Linked DNA regions of Mus musculus: regions 1, 2 and 4 are each linked to region 3. Evidence: chromatin loops called from intact Hi-C (ENCODE). Cell type or tissue: heart. All regions are shown on one strand.

Region 1 (5,000 bases), 84 kb before region 3:
CTCCATGGACGTGGGTGAGTCCCTTCACCCCGAACTTCAGGGTCATGTCTGAAACAGGGCCTCTTATGGGATTCTGCAGGCCTAGGAAGGTTGACTCCTCAGGCAGGGCCACAGGCTCTGTTTACTGTGCAGCAGCTGTCTCTAGACATAGGCTACATTGCAAGGGCAGAGACACCCAGCTACCCACCCAGCTCACTCAGGGAGGGAATGAAGCATCCTAGGTCCCGAGGTGAGGTGGAGGGGTGGAGGAAGGGCCCCAAGTCTGTCCCATGACCTCTCAGACATACTAAACTCCAGCACAGATTCCCTCAATAGCTCAGAACTGTTAGTGGCTACACAGTCACCACACAATCAATGCTTCTCGCTGACCAACTCCTCCCTGCGTGGTGATGATGATTGCTAGGTTACCCTCTGACCCCAGCCCAGGAGGCAATATTCTGAGGAGTAGAGAGGCAACATCCCCCACACTAGGGTGACGGAGCCCCCAAATGATGCCTCCTCACTGTACCTCAGCGTTTAACCCTTCAGGAGATCCCACTGTACAGATGGCCGAGGAAGGGGCAGAGGTGAGAGGGTTTCAGGCCCCTCTGCTGTGGCCCACAGAGACACATGGTGTCAGGGTTAGCCATGGTCCTCCACGGAGGGCCGGTCACCCTGGGTTCGGGAGGGCTTTCTCTTTCCAAATGGGTGGGTCTTTGTGTCACTCACGCTTAGTCAGCCCACAAACATTTACTCAGTCCTTTCTTGGGGCTGGGGTTGGGTAATACAATATTGCTGCAGACAAGAGAGAGCATGTGCAGGGACGAAAGACCCCCGGGAGCCTATGTCTCAGTGTGTGTGCATGTGTGAAGTCAGGGCGGGTTTTAAACTGAGGCCCGAAGGACTCACAGGAAGTGCAGAGGGCAGAGAAGCCAGCAGACACATCGGGAAAGGTATTCCAGGGCCAGGCGGTCCATGAGCCAGGTGACCTGGCTCCTCCAAGTCTGACACCCCTCTGTCCTGGGTGACTCCCACCTACTCTTGATTCCCACTGATGAGTCATTTTTGGGAGGCCAGCCAAGTCTGGAGGATGGGTAGCAACCTCCTCTGGGTCCCCACAGTTTTTGCCACCTCCTTCCTGATTTGCCTAGAAGACTATGAGCTCCCTGGAGCACAGTCATCCATGGATACTATTGTGACCCTGTCAGTGAGTGATGGATGGAGGTGTGAGTGAGCCTGCTGACCTCCATGCTCGGGGTGAAGGTTGCCCATCCTGGTGCCCATGGACCTGCAGGCTGATCCCTCCTGCTCCTCCCAGAAGGTGCGGCTGGGACACAAGACCAATGTCAGCAGTACTGAGACAGAACACTATTGGCTGAGGATAGGGCTGGGCCTCAATCAATGCTTAGCCACATTGATCCTCAACTGTTGGCAAACCTTTGTGGATGCATGGATGTGTGGATGTGCACGCAGGCATCAACACATAGATACATATGTGCACTTGGGTTCTGAAACAGGAGGCAGACAGATCTTTCCCAAGGCTGTATTAAGCCCAGTGTGGAGCATGACTTGACGCTTGCTATTTTGGGATGAGGTTTAGGTTTGAATTGAGCCTTTGAAGTCCATGGGACAGGGTGTAAACTCCTGGGAACTGCCAACCTCAGAACTGCAGCCTGGCTTACAGAGGTTCGGATCCCTGGAACCAAGACCCTTGGGGCAGGGAGGGGTAGACCTGTAAAACTATGAACTGTGAACACAGAGGGTTTCACAGTGGTCGCAGGGACATCTTGTAGCTTCACAGAAGCAGAGGTGAGACAAGGCCTGCCAGGGTCAGCTGAACTCTGGGTGTGGAAGCCTGGTTCTGGTCCACTGGATAGGCCTCAGCTGCCTAGTCTCCATAGCGATGCCAGTCATGGCTGGGATAATCAGACTCAGGAACTTCGTCTCTGCTCCCATTCTCTGCTGCTGGAACCCAGGCTGATGACATCTGTGAGGACCTGGGCATCTTCAGAGCCCAGCTGGGCAGGACTGTGGTGGCCCTGGGCCGTTATCTGGCGCACAGCAGGTGGAGACTGCACCCGGCCAGCGGCTGCCTGGCTTGTATTTTTAACACCCGGCTCTCGGGCGGTGACAAGGTGTCTGCTAAGTGAGGTAATAGGCCATTGAGTGGGTTCCGCTTTGCCGAGGGCCTTCATAAATCACATCTGTCAGGGGCCCGTGTCACGGTCCAGGGCAGTGGCCTCACGGTGGCAATTAGCCAGCCTGTGCTGGGTGGCTGGACGGCAGCCTGCTCCCCAGCCCTGTGGCCTGGCAGGGCTGCAGGGGGCTTGGCTCTCTCTCTTTTCTGTCCCCAGCCACTGTTCTTTGGAGACAGATGGAAGGAGCATTCTGTTCCAGACCCCAGGCTCACTACAGAGTCCAGCGCTGGGACAGGTCTTCTCGGGACCTGTGTCATCTTGCACACAGCAGACACACCAATTCTCCTGAGGTAACACAGGGAAGAACTCATCCTAAGGGTACAGTCTGTGCTATCCATGAGACTACGAGGGTGGTCACATGGTACATGTGTGGATGCTCTTGGTATTTCTATGTTCCGGTCTGTAAAGTCCCCCACACTGCTCCTGGACACACAACCATCTCTGAGTGGGAGAACGAACTTCTTGGTCTTCTCTCCATTTTACAGGTAGAGAAACTGAGGTATCATTAGCTTAGAGACACAGATGGTGTGATTGTGCGACCTGAGCTTTGGGCAGAGGGAGTGGTCCTACCTGGTTAGCAGCAGCTAGTCCAGTCCCTGTCCCTCCTACATATTGGACCACAGGTGAGTCCTGGCTCTGGACACAGTGGGAGGGGCCTGATTGCAGGCTAAGCTATTTGTCGCAGTGATGTAAGCAGAGAAACCAGGACCAGCAAGGGATAAAACTCTGTGAAGTTGGCACATGCCTCTGCAGTCTCCCAAGCCTGGCATTAGCAGGCTCCATGCACATTTTCACGCTTAACAATAGACATGGAAAGGAGGCCTAAAGCCCAAAGGTCCCTCAGTGTTCCCTCACCTCAAAATATCTCCCCTGGTCTGACTCACTCAAGTGCACACTCAAGGCAGAACACAAGATATGTGCATACTCCATACTCCCTATGTACACCCCCCACACACCCCCTACACACGAACAGTCTCTATGTACCCTTGTATATACACACCACACACACATTCACACAATACAAACATGGAAACATATGAACAGTCTATATGTACACTCACATGACTTCCACATACACACCTCATATGTACACACATACACACTCCATATGTACACTTACATGCCCCCACATACATACTCCATATGGACACTCACATCTACATGCATACATGTTCTGTGTGTATACCCCCATCACATGCACACACACCTTACACTCTGTATATACTACACCCTCATATACACACATGCCACAAACATACATTCATGTAGACAACACAAGCATGTATACACACATGCACCATACGTACTCTGTACATCCACATATAGACAATAGAACACATGCACACACACCCCACACTTTGTATATACCCTCATACACACACTGGACACACACACATATTATACACACATACTGTATATACACCCCCACACATGTACACTCTGTATGTAAACCCTCATACACATACACACACCACACACACACATTCATACAGACAACACACACACATACACACTCAACACCCTCCATTCCATATGTGTGAATTCACATGCACATCCACTGCACATGCTATGAACACATGCAGGCACAGATACACACATGTACATTGTCACGTGTACCGTTCTTTTCAGCCAGCTGGAAGGAGTTCAGACACAGGCCTACAACATCCTGTCATTCCACACATAGTTCAGAGCACCTGTCCTGTGCAATTCAGACACTGAAGGACCCCTGCCTCTGCAGCACCTGTGTCTCTGAACGCCACAGAGCTGCAGTTTCAGGGACCCTCCGCAGAGCAGCCACAGAGCTGCAGTTTTAGGTGACCCCCTCCCCCTGTCAGATCAACCACAGAAATGCAGTTTCAAGAGACCCCCCTCAGATCAACAGAGTTGTGGTTTCAGGGGACCCCCTCTCAGAGCAGCCACAGAGGTGCAGTTTCAGGGGACCCCCTTTAGAGCCACTCCTGCTTCCTGTTTTCAGTGCCCCTATCTCTACTCCTGGGCTTGGGCAGGTAGGGTTCGGACAGCAAGGATAGTGGGTCCTTCCCTTGCCTCAGCCTTCCTTGAGATCCCCAGATGGCCATCCTGAGGCTGCCAGAAGCCACTCCCATCCCCTACCAGCTTGTACAACCTTGATCGAGGCAAGGCACAGGGAGTCCTGGGCAGCGATGCTCTTCAGGGAAGGCCATAGTACCTCTGCCTCAGGAAGCCAGACTGGAGCAGAACAGGGCAGGGGGCATCAGGTGCTTAGAGGGAGAGTGGAGACTCAATAGGCCTTATTCCTGAATAGGTCTACCACGCAAGGACTGAACACCCAAACCCAACTTCCAGGCTCACATGGGGCCTCCAGGAATCAGGCCTCCTTCCTGACTGGCCTGCATCCATTGGTGACTGTTCTTACACTGGGGGTGGGGCTGGGCCCTGGAGACCACCATCTGCCTGCCTGTTGGCTGTCTCTGTTCCCTGGGGTCACCAGAGGCTGGGATCGATGCGGGCCCAGCTGCCCAGCACCTCCTTATTACCAGCAGGCCTGGCCTAGCCCTAATTGCTTACACTGAAGCGTCTGTGAGGGCCCAGGTGGCAGAGCCCAGGCTGCCTCTGGCTCCCCTAAGGCATGGCCTGGCTGGGGACAGGGGAACGGGGAAGAAAGGCAGTGCCGGGCGGGGCATCTGTGAGTCCCAATTAAGGCCCGAGTGGCATAGTCTGAGAGCCCCTAATTTGGTTTGGGACAATGAGCTGGGGAAATTGGCTCTAGTCTGAGTAGGCTGAAGTCCCATCTGTCCAGCCTGGGAAGTAGTACTTCTATAGTCCCAGTGCTGGGCACGGGGG
Region 2 (5,000 bases), 130 kb before region 3:
TACAGGTGTAGGATGCTCACTTCATCCTACAGAAGGCTTGCAAAAATCCAATTTTCAGTTGAAGCATTGGAAAGCTCATGCAGTTCTTGGAACAGCCTTTATTAAGATGCTGGGCACCCAGCACACTGTAGAGTACAGATTGGGGGGAGGGGGGGCTGGGGTCCGGCATCAACGGCGAAGGATGCGGATTCTAATGTGTACGTTCTACTGAACGGGCCTCCCGTTTGCACCATTGTAATACAAGGAGGAAAATCATGACTGGACTTGGGACAAGTCCACGCTGGATCTGTAACTAGGCGCTGGCTGCTGCAACAAGATTAGTCAGTGTTTTCCCCATAAAAAATGGGCTTTCCACTAATGAGGCAGCCTCTGGCTGGCCTGTGCTCCTCCCTGAAACCCCCGAGGCACTTAGGATGCTTCCATTCTTGACCTCTGTATTCTCCAGCCCGAGGGTGTCTTCACCTGGAGGGAGGAAGGAGAAAGAAAGTGTTACACCTGTTTATCAACCATGACAGGAAGTAATCCACATCATCTTCTCTCAGTCTATTGGCCAGAGAAAACCACATGACCTCCACCTAGCTGCAAAGCCACCTGGGATATGTAGTTTGGGTGCAAGGAGTTCTCTCTCCTAGAGAAAGCGGACATCCTTGGTGGTCTCTTCTGCTCAGCACAGGGCTCCCTCAATTTTAGGTGAAGACTCAGGGATGAAAAGAATGGCATAGGCCTGCCAGGGGCACGTCCTGGGATCGTCCAGGGAGTCAGAGCTGGGGCATCCCTGGCAGGGGTCATCCTGGGCTCATCCCAGCTGAGGGTGTATATAGAGTGTGCGTCTTCTGCATTCAGGAATGATGTTGGAGCTGGAACCCATGACATCCTTAGACAGGATGCGACAAGAACAGTTTTCTCCAGGGGAGTCCCTGGGATCCAGTACATGCCACCTATGGCTACAGTGAACCCCCAAATAGCCTCATCAGAATGCCCTCTCTTCTGGGGATTGAATCCAAGGCTTTGTGCATCCCAAGGAGCACTCAGCCACGGAATTACGAATCCCATTTATATTTTGAACCAACTAACTTGCTCAGGTTGATCTTGAACTCACTCAGGCCAGCCCCAAACTTGTAATCTTCCTGCCTCAGCCTGGTGAGTTGCTGGGGTGACAAGCTGGGGCCACATCCAGGTCAGAGAATTTTCTTTCTATTACTTTTGCCCAGGTCACAGTCCAGGCAGTGACTTAATGTGGCTGTGTGCCTTACACAAAGTTTCACAGCAGGACAGGGGAAGACTCAGGGTGCGTACTCAGTTTGCAAGGTGAATGATCATCTTAGAGGAAAGATCCCTACCATGGGGGGGGGGCAGGGCACAGACAGGTGGGGAAGGACCCTCCACCCTCTCCCAGAAAAACTACAGACAAGATGGCCCACTGGGCTGGGCATGCAATCAGCAAGCCTCTGGCTAAGGAGCCATGAGTGGCAACTTTGTGGAGCCTCTAGCTGCTTCCTGCATATCACAAAGCCTTCTGAGGCCCTGCTAGTGGTCTGAGTAGGCTCTGTGCTCAGGTATATTTGTGCATCATCACTGGGTGTGTCCAGTTTAACACAGTTAGGCATACAAAGAACTAGGCAGGAATTTGTTGAGCCAAGGTTAAGAAGCACCAAGAGATGGTGTACAGTGTACATTGTACACACATTGCCCTCCTCTGTATTCTGTATCTCTCTATGTATGTATCTCTCTATGTATGTATCTCTCTATGTATGTATCTCTCTATGTATGTATGTATGTATGTATGTATCTATCTATCTATCTATCTATCTATCTATGTATCTATCCATCCATTCATCCATCCATCCATCCATCCCATCCAACAGTCTATCTGGGGATGTGCAGGTACCAGACCCTAATCTAGAAGTTTCATAGGCCTGGAAAGAAGGTCCCATGAACACCTCCACTTCAACAGAGAAACCAAGATGTTGCATGGCTCCTCAGTGTTCAGCCAACCTAACTCTTGGTCCCCTCACTGTGTCTGCTCTGTGTCACTGCCCCATGACCTGTCTGGGTCCTTCTGAGCTGGGAGGAGACAACAGGCTGGCTGCCTTTGAGTGAAGACCATGTGACCCTTAAAGACCCTTCCTTCCCTGGGTAGCTCAGCTTCTTTGGCCCCTGTCCCGAGTCACAAGAGGCTCAGAATGGTCTCCAGGCTTCTATAATTAGGCCTTGCCTGCCGCCAGGCCAACAGATTCTCTAGCTTGGCTGAGATAACCAAGTCTGGCACTGAACAGAGCCCTTTGTCGACTCTTTGGCTCTTGCAATATCCAGAGGAAAGGCGTCCTCACTGATCTTCCACTGGGGAAGCCGAGACCCCAGGAGGGTCAGTCTCTGTTGGAGTCAGTCAGGTAGGAGGGAGCTGAGGCTTGATTTAAACCCTGACTCCTGAAGCTTTGGTAACTATGTGTGTCAGCGGTCCATGGTGTCCCCACATCTCCAGGTCGAGGAGTCACCAGATGTGACAGGAAAAGAGGCTTGTGCAGAGAGCTGGGGCCATTCTTCTGACATCTTCAGTTCCTCCTTCCCTTCCTCCATCTTGCTGCCCGCATGCCCCTCCTTCAAGAATGCTTTTCATGGTTGTCAGCCTACTCCACAGGTATTGCTTCATCAGTCGAGCCTTCCCTGCTCTTCCCTTCTTTGGGCTGAGTTCTGGAAAAGCCACCAGTGTCTCATCCCTGGGTGATGTGATCTCGTGAGTACAAACCACAGATCTCTTATCCTGTGTAGACTCTGGTCTTGAGGACCAAGCTGGGCACGTAGTAGGTGTTCTATAAATAGGTTTTGAAGGGATGACTGAGGATTAGGGCTTCTGGATCAGGGTGGGGGGAGGTGAGGGCAATGTCTGATGGTAGCCTGCATGCCCCAGAGTGGGGTCTCTTCAAGCTAGGGGGTGGGATTCATAAGGATAGAAGCCAAGCTGTGGAGGAGTCAGGCCATGATGAGGACGAGGACAGTGTGGCCTCTCTGTGACTCAGGACTTGGACACTGGGTTGACTGCTGGGTGGGAGTTAGTTAGTTTCTGGCTTGTGGCCTGGAAATTAGGACAAGCTGATAGGTTTGGTCCAGATTCAGGGACTTGCATGATGGACAACCAGGCCCTGGTGATGCAGTAGATGTATGGTGATGACCTACTGGGGTCTGAGCTGGGAAAAGGGCACTTGCCATGGTTGGCAGGTTGCCATCTCCCTGATGCCAGGTGTGTTTATCGGCTCGTTTAGAAGGGATGAAGGGGAGCGCTGGTAGACCTCAGGTTCTTCTCTTTATCAAGATGCCTAGCAAGCTTCAAAGGCATCTGAGGGCTGAGGATGAACTCAGAGGTTAAAATGCTTGCCTGATAAGTGTAAGGACCAAGTTCAGATCCCCCCTAAATCTCCTTTAGTGCTAGTGGGCCTGGTAGCTTACCCGGCACCCCAGCCATGGAAGATGGAGACAGAACCCAGCAGAACAGACTGGACAGGAAGACATGTCAGCAGCTCTGGGTTGGACTGAGACTCCGCCTCAAAGAATAAGGCAGAAGAGTGTCAGGATGATTCCAGACAGCAACCTCAAGGCTCTACATGCATGAACACACAAGCTCTGCCAGAATGTATGCATACCATGTACACATGCGGGCCCCCATGCAAGCATGCATACCCACAAGCACACATGCCACACACATGAAACAAAAAACAAAAATAAAGCGTTTGGATGTAGTCATGCTTCCTATTCTTGAAACAATCCATGCGTTGGGTCCTACCGTCCCACCCATTTTACAGAACTCATCACTGAGGCACATACAAGTGTTGGGCCCAATCATTGTACCCATTTTATAGAACTCATTACTGAGGCACACACAAGTGGAGCCACTTTGTTAGGGTCACACAGCCAGAGCTTTGAACCTGGCCCACTGTTCCCAGAGCCCATCTCGGCCACCACCTCTCCCTACTGTGCCTCCTTACTCTAGGACAAAGAGGCAGAAGAGGCAGAGGTTACAACCTGTGGGAAGGAAGAACAAAACTACCCCTCTCCTTCCATGGTCCCAGGAGTGTGTGCACCTACTGGGCTCAGCTGGTGCCCCAGTAAGACTGATTTGGCAGATGCAGTGTGCTAGCTTCAGCAGCTGGGCTTCTGATTGCCGATTTCTGCTCTGGAAACTCCATCAAACGCTCTCAGAAAGCTGGAGACCCATGGTGTGTGGAGACCTCCCTGCCTGGTCCTGTGTCCCTCACCCCATTAGTCCCTTTCCCCAGGCTTTCCCTATCCATCTCACCTCCTGTCTAGTTGTCTCAGATTCTCCTGTCTAGTTGTCTCAGATTCTCCTGTGTGCGCGTGTATATGTATACATGTGTGTGTGTGTGCGTGTGAGTATATGCATGCGTATGTGTGTGCATGCATGTGTGTGCATTAATGTATGTGTGCATGCATGTGTACTGTGTGCATGTGTATACATGTGTGTGCATGTGCTTATGTGCATGTGTATGTGTGTGCATGTGTATATATACATGTGTGTGAATGGAAGTCCAAGGATCTAGCAGTTACTCAGTCTCACACAGCAAGCAGGCGAAGGAGCAAGAGCAAGACTCTCTTCTTCCAATGTCCTTATATTGTCTCCAGCAGAAGGTGTAGCCCAGATTAAAGGTGTGTTCCACCACACCTTTAATCCTGGATGACCTTGAACTCGGAGATTTAATCTTCTGCAATCCATAGCCACTATACCTCAAGATCTCCATACCAAGATCCAGATCAGAAACTTCTATCTCCAAGCCTCCAGATAAGGATCACTGGTGAGCCTTCCAATTCTGGATTGTAGTTCATTCCAAATATAATCAAGTTGACAACCAGGAATAGTCACTACAGCATGTGTTCATGCATGTGTGTATACATGTGTGTGCATGTGTGTATGTACATGTATTTGTGTGTGCATGTGTATACATACATGTGTGCATGCATGTGTGTGCTCATGTACATGTGTGCATGTG
Region 3 (5,000 bases):
ACCATGCCCAGCCATGCCATCTCAGTGCTAATTGGCATCTCTCCCACAGGCATGACTGATCCTTCTGGACATTTTCCGTGCTCACATACATGCCCGAGTGGTTAGGCTTCTCTTCCCAGAGCCCCATGTGCTCACATGGTCTCAGCCTCCACTCCCTTCCCTGCTTCCATGGCTCCTTGTATCCCAGCAGCAGGTGACTTCTGTAGAAAAGGACAAGAATGTCCTTAGAGCCACCATCTTTCTCCCCACGAGCACTGCCCAGCACTGAGGTGGAGTCACACTGGGGTGAGCAAGCCCATTACCCAACTTGGCTGAAATAAGTTAAATATTTCCTTGGGACATCGTGGGTCTCCCAGATGTGGTTGTTAGCCTGGCTTACCCTCCCTCATCCAAGCTGAGGGCTTGTGGCCGTCAGGTGAAGCATCAGAGAGGCAGAGAGTTCACAGTGTGTACTTTTCTGGCCTGACCTACAGACCCAGCTCATTCCACCCACAGGGTTCCACAGGATCAGGGCTGCTGCAGCCAGCACCCTGGACATGATTCTTACAGCATGTGTGACTTCCACTGTTTCAGACAAGTGTGTGTGTGTGGGTGGGTGGGGGTGTTAGTCATGGACCCCATGTCCCTGCACCCTGTTCCCAGCAAAGCACCATGGTCCACAGGTGGATGGACTTTCTAGACCACGCTCAGTGAGCGAGGCCCATGTGGCACCTCAGCCACATGGGTTTGAGAGAACCCATTGTTCTGCCCACTGCTAACGACAGGCCTGGTGGTTGAGCTGTTTCCTTGTGGTCATTTGGTAGGCACAACGCAGGACCTTATTAGAGTCTGTTTCATCATGGGGTTTTTGTTTATAGGGTTGGAATTCTCAGACAACTCCAGCTTCATCTACTTGCTTGAGAGAGAGAGAGAGAGAGAGAGAGAAAGAGAGAGAGAGAGGTGAGACAGAGACACGCTGGAGCAAGATGATGGAACAGGTCTGAGACTCAGAGATGAGGAAGAATTCGGAGCACGCATATAAAGAGGATTCTGAGAGCTTCAGAGGTGGAGAGACTCACAAAGGAGGGCGAGGAAGGAGGAGGAAGTGAGGGGAGAGCAGAAGGAAGGGGAGGAAGGAGAGGAACAAGGAAAAGGAAGGAAGGAAGGAGAGGAAAAGAGGGGGAGGGGAAGGACAAGGAGGGAGAAAGAAGAGGAGGAGAGAGGAGGGAGAGGAAGGGGAGAGGAAAAGGGAGAAGAGAGGGAGGAGGGAGGAGGAGGGAAAAGAAGGAGAAGAAGGGGAGAGGAGGAGGGGGTGAGAAGGGAGAGGAGCAGGGAAAAGGAAGGAAGGAGGGAGAGAAAGAGAGGAGGATGGAAAGGAAGGAGGAAGCAGAGAAAAGGAAGATGGAGGAGGGAGAAAGAAGAGGAGGAGGGAGGAGGAAGAGAGGAGAAGGGGAAGGAAGGAGGGAGGGGAGAACGAAGAGAAAGAGGGAGAAGAAGGGGAAGGGAGGAGGGAGAAAGGTGAGAAAGGAGAGAAGGGAAAAGGAGGGAAGGACGGAGAAGAAAAGGGAGGTGAAAGAGGAGGAGGGAAGAGGGAGAGGAGGATGGAAAAGGGAAGGAGAGAGGAAGAGCAAGAAGAAGAGAGGGGAGGTGGGAGGGCAGGAGGGGGAGGGAGTGTGGGCACATGTGGCTATCCTTCTAATACCCCGTGGATCTCTTCAGTTAGGATCATGGCCTTCCTTTTCTCCTTCAGCGGCTGCAGCCAGGGATGGGCCGGTTTGGACCTCTCAGCTTAGCTCTGTGGCCAGACAGCCTGGCTGGTCTGTTTGAAAGGCCTTTCGTGCCTCCTCCCCATATCTTGGGGCTCTTGGCTCCGAACTTACCCCTTCCAGCCAAGGAAGAGATGTGTGTGGTGTGCAGCCCAGGCTCTGGGCCCCAAGGACAGACGTCAGGAAATAGCTGAGCTATGATGCGGCTCCCCTCCGATCTCATTTCCATAATGCTTGGGAAGAAAAAAAAAGTGTGGGGCTGCTGAGGCGGGCTAGGGCGTGTGGATTTGTTTGTTTTCTCAGGAATCAATCCTGTTCCCAAAGATGTTGCCTAGAGGCCCGAAGAGCCCCCATTTTCTGATGATTATATGTGCTGCATGTCAACATGGCCTGTGTGGCTGTGAGTGTGCACCTGTGGGGTGTGTGCTCAGTAAGTCAATCAACAAACAGAATCCTGGGTGCTCATTACTCATTCCTGTGGCTCATGTTCCCTTTTTTTTATACTCTCTCAGGAAAGAGGGAGTCAGCCTAGATGCCTCTCTATCCAGGAAGCCCTCCAGGAAGGACAGTGCTGCCTTCTCCACACTGTGTAGATGGCCCTTGTGAAATCCTTTCTCCTCCCTGGTTCACAGGTCAAATGGTTTTAACATTTTTATCTGCCCTTGACCACAGATGCTGCCCCCTGCTGGGACACTCTGGGCTCAGGGCACCTGCCTAATTTTCACCCCTGTACGCCACTGATTTATTTTTAATCTGTGAACATTTTACACGCCCTTGCGATGTCATCATGTGACTACAAGTACTGGCCAATGCAGGTCTAATTTTAGATAGCTGCTGTCCTGGGGACTCCTCCAGGAATCCAGGCTGTTGTCTGCGTGTTAGGTAAGGCAGGCTGTTCTGGGGAGCACTGCAGTGCTCCCGGGAGGATTCTCACTAAACCCGTTCAACATTAGCATCTCTAGTGCCTTTATCCTGACAGGTCTGGCATGAAGTAAGCATTTCAGGTCATTTGGTTTACTTGTCGGTCACGGTCACAAGCATTGAATACTCACTATGCTCTGGGCACTGAGGGTATGATGGGGGCGGGGAGGAGCTACCGAAGCCTGCCGAGGACCAATGCTCTGCTGTCCCCCAAGTCAGTCAGGACAGCCTTGGCTTAGTCTGCCCAGAGCTCTGCTGTGTCCACACAAGAAGTTGCCGAGTCTCTGGGTTTCCTATGGCACCTGAGGAAGGGCTCTAGGAAGGAAGCTGTGTCTAAAAGAGAGGAAGGCACTTCTTCATGAAGGGAAGATGACAGGCCAGAAGGGCAGCCACAGCACTCAGCCTCTTTTCCGTGTCACCTGTTTTGGGCTGCTGTCCCCATCCCAGCATTAAGCACCAAGTCCTTGTCTGAAGGAATCTGCATTGGTGAATGGGAGGCAGGAAGTATTGGAAATACTTTTGAAGTCACTGCAGCAAAGCTGAACCCTGGGCAGCTGGGGTCTGACTCCTACCTCCCACTTGGCATCTAAGGCATCCAGCTGTGACCAAGGTGATTGAGCTCTTTTACACAGCTCATTCCCTGCCCTGCCCTAAGGCTCCCTGCCCAGAAGCCCTCATCAAGGGTAGAGAAGAGCAGAGAGAAGCCCACGGGACTTACAGGCTGTAACCCTGAAATGCCAGCATAACCAAGAGGGTGGGTGTCACTGGCCATACCGTTGTTCCACGTGGGAGCACCGCCATGGTAGAACATGGGTTGATGGGGATGCAGAAGATGTCAGGGGAAAACCCAGAGCCCAGGCTGACCACATAGCTCAGTCCAGCCTGCTGTGTCGGGATCTTCCAGGGATCTGTGACTCAGTTTCCCTGAGTATCACTGAAGCAGAGTACAAGGAATGTTGTTTTATGGTTGGTGAGCCTCTTCCCCTTGGGGGCCCATCAGATCCCCTGTCCCAAGATGAGGTGTGGATGACCAGGAAGAGGCATGTGTGGGACTGTGCCATGGCCCAGCAGAGGCTGGGTAAGTGGTGTGGTTTCCACCATGAGGCCACCAAGCATGACAGGAGCCATGTCTACGAGGGAGTTCCAGAGTCAATTAACTGAGATGGGAAGACCCACTCTGAATGTGGCAGTCAGTCAGTGTCCCAATGGCAGGGAGAGACCTGAGCCTCACACAGAGGAGAAAATGAGTTTGGATTATCATCCATCTCTCCCCTCCTCCCTCCCTCCTTCCCCCTCCCCCCCCCTCTCTGCTTCCTTCTACCCGTGGATATAGTGTATCCTTTGCCTACCTGTGGATACATTGTAACCTTTGCCTCCTGTTCTTGGGCTGTGGCCTTCCTGACAGGCTGGGAGCCAAAGCAGACCTTTTCTTCCCAAGACTGCATTTGTCACAGCTATGAAAAAGCTAATGGAGAAGTGGCAACAGAGTAACTGTTACCCTGACTCAAATTCCTGAGAGTACCACCCGAGGGCGGGAAGAGCAGGTTCAACCCAGTTTCCGGGGCTCAGCATGGGGAGGATATGGTAAATGCTGACACACTCACAGCTGGGAGAGAGTGAGACAGAGAGGAGCAGGCATGGAGACAACCTCCAGAGGCCTGCCCACTATGGTGTGCATCCCTTAGAGGCCCTGCCTCCCGAAGTCTCCACAACTCCCAAAATAGAGTTGTCTTCTGGGAACTACGCCACTTGGAAAAGGAGAACCCATGAGGGACAGTTCATATTCAGACACCAACACAGGGCATCCAAGAGGAGCAAGCTGAACAGAGGGAGGGAAGAGACAGTCATTTAGACCTGACAGACCTGAGCTGCTGGAGCAAGCCTTGCTAGGTAGCAGTTGATTCTGTATCCTTCAACAGGTAATCTCTTTGTTGAGGATATTAGGCTGGGGAGTAGGGTTGTGGCAGAGTTCTTCAGGCTGGTTTGGAACACATAGTCCTTCTGCCTTGGCCTCCCAAGCTTTGGGTGACATCCTGGCATGCTTCCTCATGACTGAGTTCTAGGTTTCTTGGGGGTATGACTTACTGACACTTGGCATTCTTTACCACAGTCTGTACCTGTTAAGAACATGTCTCGTCCCATGTCCCATCTACACTATAGCCAGAAGGCCACCCACTCCTCTTGTCCTTCTATTCCTTCTTGAGTTTTTGGCCAAGGCCAGTTTGAACTGAGTTATTTGTGAGGGGCCTTTTGCATGTTCCATTTCCCCCTGCCCCAACCATCTCTCCTCTAGAAATGAGCTTAAGGTTTTCATATGCTCAGGTACCCTGCCAC
Region 4 (5,000 bases), 400 kb after region 3:
CCCTTTCAATCTGTGGCAACCTCTAGCCCAGATCTACCCCCACACTCCAAGTCTTGCCAGGTGTCAGCATCTTTCAAAGGGAGCCCATCAGGTTCTCTGGAGAAACCAGAAGTTTCTGTCTGTCCTCTTTATAGCATGCTCAGGAGGCAGGTCCTCCTCCAGGCCACTGTCTCTGCCTCTGAACACTGGAATCACATCTGTGCGTCACTCCACATATTTTTATGTGGGTTTCTTCTTCATGCTCACAAGGTGAGCACTGTATCCAAGTAACTTCCTCAACTCGTGAAGGGAGAGTGCTGGGCTGTTCCTTGGGAGGAAAAAAACAAAAAGAACAATTCACTCATGGTTATAATAACAGATGAGCTGAATTTTAACACACCTGTCAGCCCAGCGCTGTCAGCCCAGCGCTGAGGCAGGAGGATCTCAAGTCCAAGACTACCCCGTCTCACATAGGAAAACCTTATTTAACTTTAAGGATTTCAAATGTCATGAACCACACATAGGCAGGGCTAGCACATGGGTAGGGTAAGAAAGGAAGGTGGACTATAAATTTAAAATAAATTTACCCAAAGTCAGTGTCCTCATGTTCCAATCCTGCTTGGCTGGGACCAACATTTGTCCCCTTAACTTTGGAGGACAGTTGCTTACTTGTGGGGCCCGTGCTAGAAGTCGAGACAAGTCAGAAGCCAGCACAAAGCACAGGCCTGGGACCCAGAAGCTCAGGGAAGGAGCAAGTGTCTTTCAGAGGAGACTCTGGAGCTGGGTCTCTGGAGCATTTTGTATTAACTTGAAAAAGCTGAGAGGTTATGCAAATCAGCCTGTTGACCCAGAATATTCCTAGTGAAAGCATTGTGCATAAAGTTCCCCTCTGCACACATGGGGGGAAAAATCTCCTTGGTTGCCAATTGTGGGCTTGTTGGTGCTTGGCTTCTGTCACAGTGAAGGGGTCCCATGCAGGTAAAAACCCAGCTGACCTGCCATGCTCCCACCTTGGTGATAATGGACTGAGCCTCTGAACCTGTAAGCCAGCCTCAATTAAATGTTGTCCCTTTAAGAACTGGCTTGGTCACAGTGTCTGTTCACAGCAGTAAAACCCTAATTAAGACGCTTAGGGAGAGTGGGATGGGAACAGGAATTCCAGTTCTGATGAGATTTTCTTGACTATCAAACTTCCCTGCCTGGGTCTCATCAGACCCAAGATGGCAGACCTGGAAATCTCCAGGCACCTTCCCCAGGCTTCGCCTGCCATCACTCAGCCCGGTGATGCTTGTTGATTCAAATGCTCTACATGGAGCAGATGAATGGAGATCTGCCCTATAGCAGATCCTGCCACGAACTTTGCCATAACAGACGTGCAGGTTTACACACCGGCATACTGATTCACACATGTGTGCAGGCCGTCAAACACACTTGTACACATATGTGCATGTGTATATTTGAAGTCTGTAGAACTGACTTTCTAAAAATGTCCACAGTAGGCATGGCATGAGGGTAGATGGGAACATAGAAAGAGCAGTCTTCCCTGTGGGTGTTCATCGAGGCAAACAGCTCCTGTGCCTGGAACCCAGCCCCTCTTGTGGCTTTTTGAAAGTTCTCTTGGCTGAGTGGTCAGAGATTACAGCTGAGAGGAATAGGCTGTCTGACATATACTGGGTCATCCACTGTCTGATGCTAAAATCCATCCCCTTGGGAAGACGTAAGGCAATGTCTACCACTTCTCTCAAGGTCTCAATGACAGACTGAAGCAAGATCCCACCAACGTTCACTCTGGGGAACTCCCTTAAAGGATCCTGAATAGATTTATGCCAAATTGACACAGGCTAGAGTCATCTGACAGGAAGGGCCCTCAACTGAGAAATGCCTCCATAAGATCAGGCTGTAGGTAAGCCTGCAGAGCATTTTCTCGGTTATTCATTGGCATGGGATCCACCCATTGTAGGTGGGGCCACCTTTGGGCAGGTGGTCCTGCGTGCTATCAGAAAGGAGACTGAGTAAGCTTGTAAGCATGCATTCTTCCACGGCCTCTGCATCAGCTTCTGTTTCTAAGTTCCTGCCCTGAGTTCTCTCAGTGTTGAACAGTGATGTGGACGTATGAGCTGAATAAATCCTCTCCTCACCAAGTCATTTTTGGCTATGTATTTCACCAGAGCAGTAGAAACAGTGAGAAATTGGTTCCAGGATTGTGGGATTTTGTGACAGACCTGACCATTGTGTTTTGGGAAGATTGGGGAAGGACTTTAGAACTTTGGGTTGGAAAAACCATTGAGTGTTTGAGGCTTGGTGAACAGTTCTGTGGGAGCTTGGAAGATAAAGAGTGTTGAGAGAGAGAGAAGCAGACAATGGAGCCCTGGATTGTGATGTTTTAGACTCTATGGGGGCTATTTGATATTTTGAGATTCAGCAGTTCTGGTGAGCTGGGGCTGAAGCATCAGCTATGGTTAACAAGAGACCAAAACTACTGAAGTGAAACCTTTGTGTTCCTGGGACAATTGATGCTGGTCATCTGGAGGTGAGAAATTAGCAGTGATTAAGAGGTGACCAGCATCACTGAGGATCATAAGTCTGGGAATGTCTCCTCTGTGTCAGCTCATGGAGCTGTGATTCAGAGAGGGCCAAGGCTGCATCTCACACTGGCAGTTGGACATAGCAATGAGTAAAAGTCACCCAGATGATACTAGTTTTGAAGGAATGGAAGCATTGTGGAAAGCAACTGATGCTTGGCACTGTGAGAGGCCACTGGCAAAGGTCCAGCCTCCATGGCTGTTGAAGCCCAGGATGGAAAGGGTCGGGGGACTTGACACCATAGAGGAGAGCCCAGGAGAGGTTGTTGGTGAAAGTGCAGCCCAGTGGTAACAGTGGCTCCAGCATTTTTGAGATGCCAGTCACACGGGGCGACTGCCAAGGACAGCAGTCATGAAGCCAGCCTGAGCCTATGCGACAAGCTGTTTGTGCTGCAGAGGGCAGAGCCAGAGAAGTGACACAGGCATTGTGGAGGAGCTCAGAAAATCACGAGTGAATCCCAGATATTGACACTGTGTTACTTAAACCGTTGGAGTCTGGTATTACTTTGTTCCGGTTGTGATTGTGCTCTGGCTCTTTCCTCCTGAAGTAACAAAGTATTTAACTATTTTCCCCCCAGGAGCCCACAGTTGAGAGATTTCTGAACGGTTGAGACTTTTTAGAGAGACTCTTAATATTTTAAAAATACTTTGGACTTTTAAATGTATGATTTTTTTTAACGGCTACAGGACTTTTAAAAGTTAGATGTTTTGTAGTGTAGTGTTGGTATTAATGCGTGATCTCTGGGATAAACAAAAATGGAAAGGTTATGACTTAGCAGTGCGTTGAACTGACAAGGGCTCAATTGTGCTGGCTAGCTTTACCATCAACTTGACACAAGCTACATTCATCTGAGAAGAGGGAACCCCAATTGAGAAAATGCCCTCATGAGATTAGGTTGTAAGAAAGCCATAGGGCATTTTCTTAGTGATTGACGTGGAAGGGCCCCACCCATTGTGGGTGGAGCCATCCTTGGGTTGCTGATCCTGGGTTCTATAAGAAAGCAAGCTGAGCAAGCCATGGTGAGCAAGGCAGCAAGCAGCACCCCTCCATGACCTCTGCATCAGCTCCTGCCTCCGGGTCCTGCCCTTGAGTTCCTGTCCTGACTTCCTTCAGTGAAGAACAATGAGATAGAAACATAAGCCAACTAACACTTCTCTCCCCTAAGACACGGAGCTTAGGTGAGGGGGTTTCTGACTGGCCACACCTAGAAAACCAACAGATAAGGGCTTCCTCCATATCTGTGTAGATGGAGTACCTGCTCTAGTCTATCCTGGCCTCTGTATATTCCATGCCCTCTGAGCCACAGGCAGTGATGACAGGTGCTGGGGCAGTGTCTGGATATCCAGCCTCTACTCTGAGCTTCAATTGAGGAAGTGTGTTCCCCAGTTCTGGTGGGGTGACCTTCTGCACATGGCCACAGAACTCCCAATGCAGACTGCTTGGCTCTGAAGAGCATCACTCATAATGTTCTCTTCCTCTCCAAAGCCCACCAGGACTTCAAGAGTCCCCGCCTGAACCTATCCTTCTAAGCCAGCATGTCTCAGTGCCTTTTATATAGTATTGGGTGATGAACACATTGACCCCATCACTTGTTCCATATCTGCAAACCATGGAAGAAGCTACAGAACACAAGGGGGCTGACACCTCAACTCCCAGCACCACTATTTTGTGGGCTGTTTTTTGTTTTGTTTTGTTTTGTTTTGTTTTCATAAATAGGGGATAACAACATGACCTTGCCCTTAGGATAAAGTTCTGAGATTCTAGAGTATGCTTGAAGCAGCAACAATTTTGAACTTAGGTGACCTTGGGCTAGGTAGGTATTTCTTCCTCCTCCTCCTCCTCCTCCTCCTCCTCCTCCTCCTCCTCCTCCTCCTCCTCCTCCTCCTCTTCCTCCTCCTCCTCCTCACTGAGTGCAGAGGGCTTGCTGCATGCATGGGCCTTGTTAAGCCGGGTTATGCCCTCCCCTTGGGGACCCAGAGTTCTAGACTGTGGAACTTGGGTCCAGCACTGCTCCCCACTTGAAGATGTTGATTTTACTAGGTGACTTCGTTTAGATTGAAACCCCACCCCAACTCTCTGCCCTGTCCATGGACCCCAGGGAGCTCAGAGCTCAGAGCTAAGTCTCCCCTGCACTGGGGCTGGCTAGAGAGCACCATGCCCCAGCCAACCAATGTCATGTCTGGATCTGTGAGCAGCCATCTGTCCCCCACCCTGGCTCCTGTTGACTGTCCCAGGTCAGAGCAGAGTGTCTGCAATAATGGGCTATTAATCGCTAATCTCCACCACATGTGACAGTTGCCAGGAAGGGAACAGGTTGTCCACATAACTCCTCTCAATGGCCCCTGGCACTGCCAGGCTCTGCAGCTCAAGCTCAAAGGGAATAGCTGCTCAAGTGGGGGCTCTGATCTACCCAGAGAAGCCCTTGGGTTTTGACGGGA

The links. Hi-C counts contacts between places; a loop is a spot of excess contacts. Peaks named below come from ENCODE experiments on the same cell type or tissue, not always from the same donor. Only the 100,000 strongest peaks of a DNase experiment are listed, where the experiment ranks them.
Region 1: a loop joins it to region 3, with 4 times the contacts of the local background. A loop is called at or near these places in 5 of 42 quality-filtered maps.
Region 2: a loop joins it to region 3, with 2.1 times the contacts of the local background. A loop is called at or near these places in 2 of 42 quality-filtered maps.
Region 4: a loop joins it to region 3, with 1.8 times the contacts of the local background. A loop is called at or near these places in 2 of 42 quality-filtered maps.

Annotation. Positions count from the first base shown.
Region 1 is chr5:111,534,045-111,539,044 of GRCm38, forward strand. No RefSeq gene overlaps it. Among named protein-coding and RNA genes, the nearest start is that of Gm36274, 25 kb to the right of the region's middle. In heart, CTCF peaks have their summits at 2,065 and 2,267; a DNase peak (open chromatin) is centred at 2,077; H3K27ac peaks cover 1,431 bases; H3K27me3 peaks cover 3,399 bases.
Region 2 is chr5:111,488,651-111,493,650 of GRCm38, forward strand. It overlaps Gm36149 (a long non-coding RNA gene), which reads left to right and starts at 2,230. Exons shown (of 3, transcript XR_389520.4): 1 at 2,230-2,390; 2 at 2,483-2,638; 3 at 3,422-5,000. In heart, no CTCF peak of the experiment used is centred here; DNase peaks (open chromatin) are centred at 2,171 and 3,031; H3K4me3 peaks cover 742 bases; H3K27ac peaks cover 2,271 bases.
Region 3 is chr5:111,618,290-111,623,289 of GRCm38, forward strand. No RefSeq gene overlaps it. Among named protein-coding and RNA genes, the nearest start is that of C130026L21Rik, 39 kb to the left of the region's middle. In heart, a CTCF peak has its summit at 2,441 (motif pointing left); DNase peaks (open chromatin) are centred at 1,852, 2,532 and 4,392; H3K27ac peaks cover 651 bases; H3K27me3 peaks cover 651 bases.
Region 4 is chr5:112,016,201-112,021,200 of GRCm38, forward strand. No RefSeq gene overlaps it. Among named protein-coding and RNA genes, the nearest start is that of Gm36794, 72 kb to the left of the region's middle. In heart, a CTCF peak has its summit at 2,917 (motif pointing right); DNase peaks (open chromatin) are centred at 2,901 and 4,961; H3K27me3 peaks cover 674 bases.